2 separate regions of the Homo sapiens genome follow, and region 1 is linked to region 2. A link is an interaction called in ENCODE POLR2A ChIA-PET data of the cell type or tissue named here. Cell type or tissue: CD4-positive, alpha-beta T cell. All regions are shown on one strand. Links, peaks and the distances in the headings refer to the core of each region. The heading gives the core; the rest is flanking DNA.

Region 1 (5,381 bases), core at 65-5,064, 55 kb before region 2:
TAATTTTTTTTTTTAAATTTTTGAGTTTTAGGGATTCTTTATATACCCCAGACAAAAGTCCCTTACCAGATATATATTTTACAATATTATCTCCCTGTCTATGGTTGTCATTTCTTTTCTGGTTGGTGTTATTTGAAGCATAAAAGTTTTTAATTTTGATAAAGTCCAACTTATCAATCTTCTCTTTCATCACTTGTACTTTTGGCATCATATTTGAGAAAACATTATCTAACCCAAGGTCATGAAGATTTACACCTGAGTTTTCTTCTGAGAGTTTTATAGTTTTAGTTCTTACATTTAGATCTATGATACACTTTAAGTTAATTTTGCCTATGGTGTGAGGTAGGGATCCACATTCATTCTTTTCATGTGGCTATCTGGTTGTCCCATAACTATTTGTTGAAAAGATTATTCTTACAATAATTCTGTACATATAAAACTATTCTAAAATAAAGAGTTTATTTAAAAAACTATTCTAAAATAAAGAGTTTATTTATTTTTCCCTCTATTGAATTGTCTTGGCCCCTTTGTCAAAAATCAACTGACCATAAATATTAATATTTATTCTTGGACTCTTAATTCTATTCCATTGATTTAGATATCTATTGTCATGTCAGTACCACACTGTTTTGATTACTATAGCTTCATATTATGTTTGGAAATTAGGAAGTGTGAGTCCACCAACTTTGTTCTCTTTCAAAATCGTTTGGCTATTCTGGATCCCTTGCATTGCCATATGATTTTTAGGATCAGCTTCTCAATTTCTGCAAAAAATACAGCTGGGGTTTTGATAGATGTTAAATGGTACCTGCAGATCAATTTTGGGAGTAATCCCATATTAGCAATATTCAGTCATCTGATTCATAAACCTAGGAAACCTTCTCATTTATTTAGATCTTTGATTTATTTCAGCAATGTTTTGTTGTTTTCAGTGTACAAGTCTTGCAATTCTTTTGTTAAATTTATTCTCGAGTATTTTATTAACTGGTATTGTTTATACTGGGAATCATCTATGCTCACGGACTTAAGAGCTTGTGCTTTCATGATCAAAAGTCTTAAGTCCCAGTCCTGGTTTCACTATTTATTAGCTGCATGTAATGTAAGGTTACTTAGACTGTATCAAGTTCTTTTTCTTCATCTGAGAAAAAGGAAATACTAATACCACCTCATGGGTTTGTTATGCAGATTAAATAAGATAATGCATATGTAACCCTATTCAGACCATGACCTACAGGGTGCAGTCTTGGGGTGGGGGGCAGGGTTGCAGCCCAAGAAACCCAGTCTAGTCACCAAAAGTAATTTCTAATTAACTCATATTAATACTTGCATTTCTCAAACATCACAAAGAGCCCCTTCAATTCCCCTCAGCATCCTTTTCCCCTCCTATCCAAGCCTCTTACACCCCATAGCTTCTGCCTCCCTTTCTTTCTCCCAAACTCCCTGAAATCTTTTCTCCAGTCCTAATCAGCCTTCCTCTGGTCCTTCCGCTCTGTCCAGTTCTTCTTCTGTTGGGGCAGAAAAAGAAATTGGACAAACAAAGCCAGAACTCTTGTTAGTGGGCAGGAAGAGAAGAAAATCAGGGAACACTTAAACTTAATTTATGTCCTATCACTCATGTAAAGTGCTTAGTGCAATGTCTGATATATAATAATGGCTCAATAAATGTTGGATTAAAAATGTTTTTTGTGCTGGTGGTCATTTTATGCTATCTATATTTTATGTTATCTATTTTATGTTAATGATGTGGGGGGTTTAGATCATAACCTCTGAGAATCCAGTCTAGAGGTTGCTACCCAATGGCCCATCCTCACTCATTTGGGTGAATTTTGGGAATTCAAATTTGGAATTATTGTTCTCTTTTCTTCCTCCTGAATCACGCCTCAGAGAATCAGCCCTTGGAAAACTATAAAACTTGTAAAAAGTTCATCTTTAGGGATCCTTGAATACTGTTCGGAGGACACATCTGTTTCCTCCCTAGACCAGCTCCAGGACCCTAAACTCTTTCCCCTCCACAAAACCTTCTAGTATAATACCTTCAAGTGCAGGTCAGGACTCATTATTTAGTGGGTCAGCATGGGTTGCAAGTGATAGAATAAAATAAAACAATAGAAAAGATCCAAGTACATTATAACTAACACTTTCGTTTCGATTTTATAATATGTATGTGAGCTGGGTCTCTCTGTGAAACATATTTTCTATTGTGGTTCAGGGTTTTAAAAAAATGTTTAAAAACCAGTGTTGTAGATCCCTCACTTTCGCTGAGGTGTATAAACAACTCATCAGAGCATAAAGTAAACTCCTCTTAGTGATCTGTCCACTTTTATAGGGATGGAGACCTTAAGTCCTAGGGATGAAGCTCCATCAGTAGTGAAGTATTTGGGGGCACTGAGGCTCTTTCCTGTAATTTACAACACTTGGAGAAGGAGTAACTTCTGTTTGCTGTCTGGACCTACCCTGCTCCCTCATGCTACCCCATAGCCATCCCCTTCTCTCATTCCCACAATATCTACACATTCACACCTTGAACTTGTTGTGGGGTTTTCTATTTTTCAAGACTCTTTCACTTTCTCCATCTCTTCTGGTTTTCACAACTATTCTATGAAGTTGATGGGTCAGACGCAAGTCCTTGCTTGACCACTTAACATACTGTGTGACCTTAACTTCTCAGCCTCAGCTTCCTCAGTTCTGTTATCTATATAAAACCAGAGAAGTCAAGAAATTTGGCCAACATCACACAGCCCAGAAGTGGCAGGACCAGGAACAGAACTAGATTTTCCACCTCCCAGCCTGGTTGTCCTGCAGGCTCCGCTTATGGAAATGCACATCTTTTTTTAGAGGCATGATTCATCTGACTACCTTACAAAGAATGTTTAAAAAGCAGAGAATATTTTGCCCTCCCCTCCCCGCCATATCTAAAAACACTGACTTTTATGGCACCAGGCACAAGACAAACAACTCTTCATGCTTCGTGGTAAGGGGTTATCACACTCAACATCAAAGACTATTTATTTAAGGCTGGGGCGGTCAGAAACAGAAACAAAGTCAAGAGGAGAGGAAAACAAAGTTCCCTGAGTGCTCTGTTTTTGTCCTTTGTGTAGCAGAGTGTCCCCTCTAGTGGCTCTGGAGGAAAATAGCTTCTGGAAAACAAATTTACAGATTTGACATTGACGGAGTCAGAGAATTTGGTGCTTTAGGTGAGCTTAAAGCACTTGGTTCTGTGCTTCCTTTTATTGATGAGAAACTGAGGACAAGAGCAGTGATTCTCAACCAGGGGTGCGTTTGCCCCCTGGAAAACGTTTGGCAACATCTGGAGACTTTTTTATTGTCATTTTGGGGGTAATACCGTCAACAGTGGGTAGAAGCCAGGGATGCTGCCAAACATCCTATAATACACAGGACAGCCCCCCGACCCCAACACAACTATCTGGTCCAGTAAGTCGATAGTGCCGAGGTGAAGAAATCCTAGACTAGAAAAATGACGGGACCTGCCCAGGGACTTACAGCTTATTCACAGCTTTTGACAGCTCAGACTAAGCACTCTCTTTTTGTTCCTTACTTTTTAAAAATTAGAATTGTTAATGATTCAAAAATAATACATGTTCATAAATAAGAGTAATATAATAAAATATAATTAAAAGATTTTCCATCCCCTCATGCCTCCCCAGAATCAATGTTAAAATCTTTGGTGGTTGATTAGGCCGAACTGTATTAGAAATGACAATTGTAGACCCTTTTTGATGTACAAAAATGGCAATTTCTGATGGCAAAGCTTAAGACGTTCATCCCTCACTCCAGGCACACGCCGAAACAAGCATCAAGGCACACAGGGGATTCTTTTGACTTTGCTTGTCATACAGGAGTTAGAGTCAACAGCACAGATTATAAGCAGCACTGTGGGGTCCCAGAGCTAAGATGGTCTATGACAGACATTAGAGGACACTGAATTGTGTGGTGCATGTGTTTAATGCCTCTTTGACACTTGGGATCTCACCCTTTTGTAGAGAGCTTGGTTCAGGATTAGAGTCTTCTGTAGGCTATGCTGTCTAACTAGAAATTAGTAAGATTCTTTTGTTGTTTTTGTATTTATTATTATGGGCACTTTATAGGAAGCACTGTTGGTTTTCTATTGAATATGAGGTTTTAAAACTTCATCTTATGACAAATTTATAAGAAAAACTAAGACAACTCAAAAAAATTTTGTTGTTTTTGTTTATGAGACAGGGTCTTGCTCTGTTGCCCAGGCTGGAGTGCAGTGGTGTGATCATGGCTCACTCCAACCTCAACCTTCAGGGCTCAAGCAATCCTCCCACCTCAGCCTCCTGAGTAGCTGGAACCACAGGCATGGACCACCATGCCTGGCTAATTTTTTAACTTTTTGTAGAGATGAGGTCTTGCTGTGTTGTCCAGGCCAGTCTCGAACTCCTGGGCTCAAGTGATCCTCCTGCGTTGGCCTCCCAAAGTGCTGGGATTACAGGCATGAGCCACTGCACCTGGCCCATTATCTTTTTATTGATTACTGTTTTTCTTATCTTCACTGTGCCATTTGACCACATTCTTATCTTCAAAAAATACTGTCCTTTGCTGGACTAAGAATGCTCTACTATCCTGGATCTTCTTTGTCTCTTGTGGCAAACACTGTTGTTAGCCTACACAATTGCCACTACCTCTTCCTTCCTTCTTGCTGGGCACAGCTCACCACCCACCATAGGGGCTGACAATGGCAGATAGGCACATGCTCAGCCTACCTCGCAACTAAGGCATGGATGTGTGGCATGATCCTGGCCAATGGCACATGAAGGGAAGTTTCTTGGGTAGAGCACTGGGAAAAAGTTTCTTTCCTTAAAAGCCAGAGATTCAGGTTTCTGTAGGCAATTGTATGAAGAGGTGATTCCTTGAAGAGCAGCAGCATCTTCCAACAATGAGGGGGAAGGTCAGAGTGTAAAAACCAGTACATTAAGATGGTGAAGAGAAAGGTGGAAGAGCTGGGTCCTTGGCAACACTGGTAAGTCCTGGGCCAACTCGAGAACCACCTACTTCCAGATTTCCTGTTAGTAAGATAATATGTCTTTGTCATTTATGCCATTTGTAGTTCAGTGTTCCTTACTTGCAGCCAAAATCTTCCTTACTGAGCACTCATATGACCACATAACAGCTACTCACTGGCCTCCTAATGGCTCTCCTTGGTCGCCCAGCCCCAATCCACCATCCTGAATCCAGTCCCTTCTCTCTAAAGAGCCAGTTTGGTTAGAGAATTCTGTAGTTCAAGCCTTTAGTGGTAGTATTGTGCCAAATCAAAGAAGCCACTGACAAAAGACCACAAATTCTATGTTTTCATGCATATAAAATGTCCAGAACAGGGAAATCTATAGGGGCAGAAAATA
Region 2 (5,381 bases), core at 247-5,246:
GCTCAAGAGGGGGAGAAGAATAGGGTCTCAATCCCCATAGGAGTTGGAGTGTGAGGAAGGGGCAGCCTCTTCTCCCATCCATCTGTAACCCTTAGTTATGGAGCCAGACATCAGTTATTGTTGGTCCTCCACTGGGCAGTCAGTCATTCAGCTGGTTAAAGAGTCAGTTATGTAGTCAGTTTAAGCTTGTCAGATGTTTAGTTACCTACAGTTAGTACATCAGTAAGAAATCCAGTAGGTGGCCAGGTGTGGTGGCTCATGCCTGTAATCCCAGCACTTTGGGAGGCCGAGGCGGGCAGATCACGAGGTCAGGAGATTGAGACAAGCCTGGCTAACACAGTGAAACCCCGTCTCTACTAAAAATACTATATGTATATATATATATATATATATATATATGGTGGCGGGCGCCTGTAGTCCCAGCTACTTAGGAGGCCGAGGCAGGAGAATGGCATGAACCCGGGGGGCAGAGCTTGCAGTGAGCGGAGATCACGCCACTGCACTCCAGCCTGGGCAACAGTGCGAGACTCCGCCTCAAAAACAAAAAACCAAAAAGCAACAAAAAAAGAAATCCATTAGGTCAATCAAGTGATTTGTGTGTTTAGATATTTAATCAGCCAACCAGCCAGTCAATTACTCAGGATTAACTTTTCAGATAGACAGTGGTCCATCAGGATCCATCAGTCAGAAAGTCAATTTAATGGTCAGTCTGTCAATCAGAGTGCTAGTTGTTTAAAATGCTAAACACCTGGCTCATCAGTGGGACAAAAGGGCAGCTGGGGTGAGGCCATCTGGACACAGAGCGTGTCTCTACTTGCTACAGCTGGAAAATAATGTACACAGGTGGGGAGAAGATTTGACTCCTCCTGGGCCGCCAGAGGGAGCTTTGGTTTGCTGGGAAAGAGGCCTCACGTGGTGTGGTTGACAGGGAAAGAGGAAAAGCGGCAAAACGTGGGCCAGGCGGAGTTGCCACCAGAAGGTGGTGTGGCCTTCCTTCACGTCTCCACCCTGCATACTCCATCGGCTTAACTTTAGGCTTGAAGGAGCCCACTTCTGGCCGGCTTTTGAGGAAAGGCCCCTGGAAGGACTTCCCATCCTAGGGCGTACCTAATTGAGGCATGCTTGGCTCTGAGCTGGGAGGAAGCCAGCCGGCTACCCACCAGGAGAAGGACTTGCCCTCCCTGGTTGTCAGGGGCATGCCAGCCAAAGCACCGGGCAATGGGGGAAGAGAGGGAAACTGGGGTGGGGATGCTGGGGTATGGGGAAATCAATACCATACCTGTCTGCCCAGGAGCAAGGCAGGGAGCAGCTTCCTAAAGCTGAGGCACTGAGGGCAGGATCTCTGGTTTGTGGGAGTCTACACCATATCCAGGGCTACTTCTCATTCAGCTTCTCCAGGGGCCACACTTTGAGCCTCCATACTCCCATTCTTTTGCTGAACTCTGTGGTCAGCAGCTTCCTCTCAAATGAACAGCAAGTCCAACTAAAGCAGGAAGGATGGAAGTTAGACATAGATAATGAAGAAACAAGGGGAAAGGATGAACCCTCTTGGGGAATAGTGGAGATGTTTATATAAGGTTCCAAATGCAGTGTTGGGCACAAAGGCAGGATTCAGTAAATTTGAGTCCCCCCAAGGGAGGTGCATGTGGCCAATGCGTTGTAGCTCCTACTTATGCATAAAGCATGATTTGATGCCTCCAGATGGGCTTCTTGGCTTTAAAAAGAGGGCAATGCAGCGTGAGCAGGAGCTACGGCTGAACATTATCTGGGTTTGATCTTTTGCTGCAAGCAGGCTGATGTTGCCATCGGAAGATTGTGTGAAAACTGACGGCAAGTGTGTGATTTGTGACCGCTGTGTCTGTCCCTTCACCCTGGTATGCTTATATGATGAGTGTAACTATGGCTTTTACCAGGGACACTGTGAGATCTGTGGAGGCCATGGGAGTCTCTGATGCCTATTATTGTAAGGAGTGCACCAGCCAGGAGAAGAATAGAGATGGCTGCCCAAAGATTGTCAGCTTAGGGAGCTCTGAGACAGGCCTCTTCCATGAACGTCAAAAATGTGGCATCAGAAAGAGGTGATTGGTGGGTGGCCCCTTCCTTCCCTGCATCGAGCTGCAGCAGCTGCCAGAAATGACGCCTACAACTATCAACAGAAAGGGAGCGGAGCCCCGGGCATCGCCGAAGTGCCTGCCGGTGTACTGGGACCCTGCCACCTCTCCCTCCCCTTTCGTACAAATGTGTGATAGGGATGGAAAAGGATTCTTTACAGAACACCCTGGCAGACTGAATCACAGAAGAATCGATAGATTAGTTACTGTTTTTTCTTGAATTTGAAAAGCAAGGTTCTGTCCTGCATATGGATATGTCCTCCCTACCCGGAGAGCTTCTAAAAACAAGTCACGGTTCAGTCTTCTGCTTGAGGAGCTGACTGTGAAGCTGCATGCAGTAAAAGACGTGTCCTTGAGGAGACTTCAGTGTGTGGCAGGAAGCTATCAGAACAAGAAATGAGGACCTTTCATCTTTCACATTAAAAAAAAATGTGGGCAGGGCTGTCATTCTGGTTTCAACTGGTTTTGGTGTCTCAGAGCAATGGAGAGAGTCATTTGTGAGAAATAATGACTCCTGCCAGGTGGAGATGGTCCATGTGTCTGGAGCTTCACATACACTCTGCGGGAGTCATCATCCCTGGTTTAGGGATTGTAGGAGCCTGGGTACCTTGCTTGAGGCTCCACACCTGCGAAGTGGTAGAGAACTGGATTTGAGCTTGGTCTATATGGTTCCAAAGCTCTTTTTCTAGGTGATCACACTGGAGACCACAGATAGGGAAGGGGAGAAGAGTGGAGGACTGAGAAATCACTGGCTTCTGAAGTGCTCTGGAAGCGACTGTCCTCTCGGAGATCCTGTCAATCTCACACCCCACACCATGATCCAAGACGCTTTTTCTGTCTTCCAGACATGCAGAAAATCCATCAACAACTGCAGTCCATGTACTCAGGGAGGCCCTTAGGGAGCCTGGATTTTATCTGGAAGGCTGTGGAGGGCCAAGGAAGCGTTTTTAATTTGATTTACGCTGTCATGAATGTAAAATCTATACATGCCGGAGAGAACTATTTAGTATGTATTGGTAAGCCATCACACATGCTTTCTGTAGACCCCTGTGAGGAATGTTTAATATAATGATATAATGACTATGAGTAAGGGCTTGAGTCAGACTAGTTTGCCTCCCAGTTCTGCCACTTCGTGGCTGAGAGGCCTTGGCAAGTGACCTCTCCTCTCAGTTTCTTTCCCTGTCTTAAAAATGGGGATGATAGGCTGGGCGGGGTGGCTCATGTCTATAATCCCAGCACTGTGGGAGGCCAAGCTAGACAGATTGCTTGAGCCCAGGAGTTTGAGACCATCCTGAGCAACACAGCAAGACCCCATCTCCAAAAAAATATATGAAAATTAGCTGAGTGTGGTAGCTCGTGCCTGCAATCCCAGCTGCTCGGGAGGCTGAGGTGGGAGGATTGCTTGAGCCCAGGAGCTTGAGGCTGCAGGGAGCTATTACTGCCATTGTACTCCTGCCTGGATGACAAGGGTGAGAGCTTGTCTCCAAAAAAAAAAAAAAAAAAAAAAAGAAAAGGGGATGATAATCTTTAAGTCACAGGTTACTGTGAGATGAAACAAGGTTCTGCGTAAAAAGCACACTGCATGTCTTGGGCGTTGAAATGCTCAACAAGTGCTGGCCCATCCTGCACATAAAGTGCATCTCGTGCTCCATTTCCAACCCTCTTAGTCTTTTTCCAGTTACTGATTTCTCTTTTTTGCCTTAAATAACAGACATTTATTTCTCACAGGTCTGGAGGCTGAGAAGTCCAAGGTCAGGGAGACAGCATTTTCAGTTGCTAGTGAGGCCTCTCTTCCTGGCTTGCAGATAGCCACCTTCTTACTGTGTCCACACATGGGGGTGGGGAGGGAGGGAGAGAGAGAGAGAGAGAGATTGATTCTCTTGCCTCCTGCCCTAGTGTTTCTCTGATGCCATGGTGTACAAGGCACCCTCCTGCTGGGCAGTCATGCACATGCAAGTCAGCAGAGCAGGGAAGGCAGCTGTGGCTGGTAGCCAATGGATAAATGTTTCCCACAAGTGAACAGTTCTGAGATGTATTTCCCAAGCCTTCTTAGGAGGTCCTGTGGGATAGAGCACCCAGTTGCCCCTGTGCATCCTTACACTGGCTTTCCCTCCTTCCCCTTCTGTCCCCTCTTTCACTCCTGCTCCTTTGGTACCACATCCCCTAACCAACTTAACAAACTACTACATTTAAGCTTTTTTTTTTTTTTTTTTCTCAGACTCTGCTTCAAGGGAGACCAGGCTAAGACAATCTATTATAACAAGATTCCGTTTTCTTGGAAAAGCTACATTAGGAAAAAATGGGAAAAGAAACAAAAGGAGCTAGAAATATAAATATCCATAACAGAGATGCAAGAAGGGGATCATCCCCTTGAGCAGAGTAGACTCTTGACTGTAGCCCAAGTGTCAAGTTTACTTATTCACTTGTGTGGACGTAACAGAGTAGGGGGCGCAGGGAGAGGTACCAAGCTAGAGGGACCTGGAAGAGTTTATAGTCTAGCATAATTCACTTTCCAGTCCTGAGTTGGCCACTTACTATTGACTGTGTGATCTTATGTACACGTCTACCTCTGAGCCTCAGAGCTCAGAGCCTTTCCTTACGTGTGAAATGGGGATAATAAATGCCTACTTCAAGTGCTCACTCATACTGTGAGATACACAGACTACATTAGTTGAATGTTCAGCCTAGTGTCCAGCCCATGGTATCTGTTCAACAAATGGTAAGTCACAGCCCTCTGTAATTAGCTTTGGATTGTCTGAAATCAAATTTTTCCTACTGCTTCCTATGTGCATACTTAGCTTCTGCAATAAAATGGTAAGCCTCTCAAAGGCAGTGATAGAAGATCTATTGGTCATCAATAGATACTTATCCCTTTTCTAGAAATGAGTCCAGCTTTCCTGCCCATGCTAGCAGAGACCTTAGCCTCTAGGATTTGCTTGCTTTCCATTCAGGTCAGTTCCCAGGAGGCAGAGTCTGAGACAGACGTGTGTGCAGGGGGTTGCTGGGGAGTGCTCTCAACACTGTGAAGGATGCTGGATGAGGCAGAAGTTGGGCTATGTTGTAGTCACAAGGCCTTGGCTTGACCCCAAAGGCGCTCTGAAGCTGAGATGGCCCCTCAGGGTTGTCCCTGGGCCTTCCGATCCCTATTCTGACCAATCATTGGATGTGGCTGCCCTGGGAAGGAGCATGTCCTTCAGCAGATGGCTCTCTGCTCCAGAGCAGTGCCCTGAAAGCACCGACAGCCAAGCACCACCAGCAACTGGGGGAAGA

The links. ChIA-PET counts read pairs that join two places held together with the same protein. Peaks named below come from ENCODE experiments on the same cell type or tissue, not always from the same donor. Only the 100,000 strongest peaks of a DNase experiment are listed, where the experiment ranks them.
Region 1: POLR2A ChIA-PET joins it to region 2 with 19 read pairs; 20 of 35 experiments call an interaction of 5 or more read pairs at or near these places.

Annotation. Positions count from the first base shown.
Region 1 is chr3:141,358,764-141,364,144 of GRCh38, reverse strand. It overlaps a transcript of ZBTB38 not described here. Among named protein-coding and RNA genes, the nearest start is that of ZBTB38, 7.0 kb to the left of the region's middle. In CD4-positive, alpha-beta T cell, for the core only: a CTCF peak has its summit at 3,098 (motif pointing left); a DNase peak (open chromatin) is centred at 3,114.
Region 2 is chr3:141,304,306-141,309,686 of GRCh38, reverse strand. It overlaps LOC124909441 (a long non-coding RNA gene), which reads right to left. Exons shown (of 4, transcript XR_007096119.1): 2 at 1,280-3,931. It also overlaps the pseudogene PHF5AP7. Among named protein-coding and RNA genes, the nearest start is that of ZBTB38, 62 kb to the left of the region's middle. In CD4-positive, alpha-beta T cell, for the core only: no CTCF peak of the experiment used is centred there; DNase peaks (open chromatin) are centred at 2,116 and 2,516; H3K4me3 peaks cover 459 bases; H3K27ac peaks cover 2,939 bases.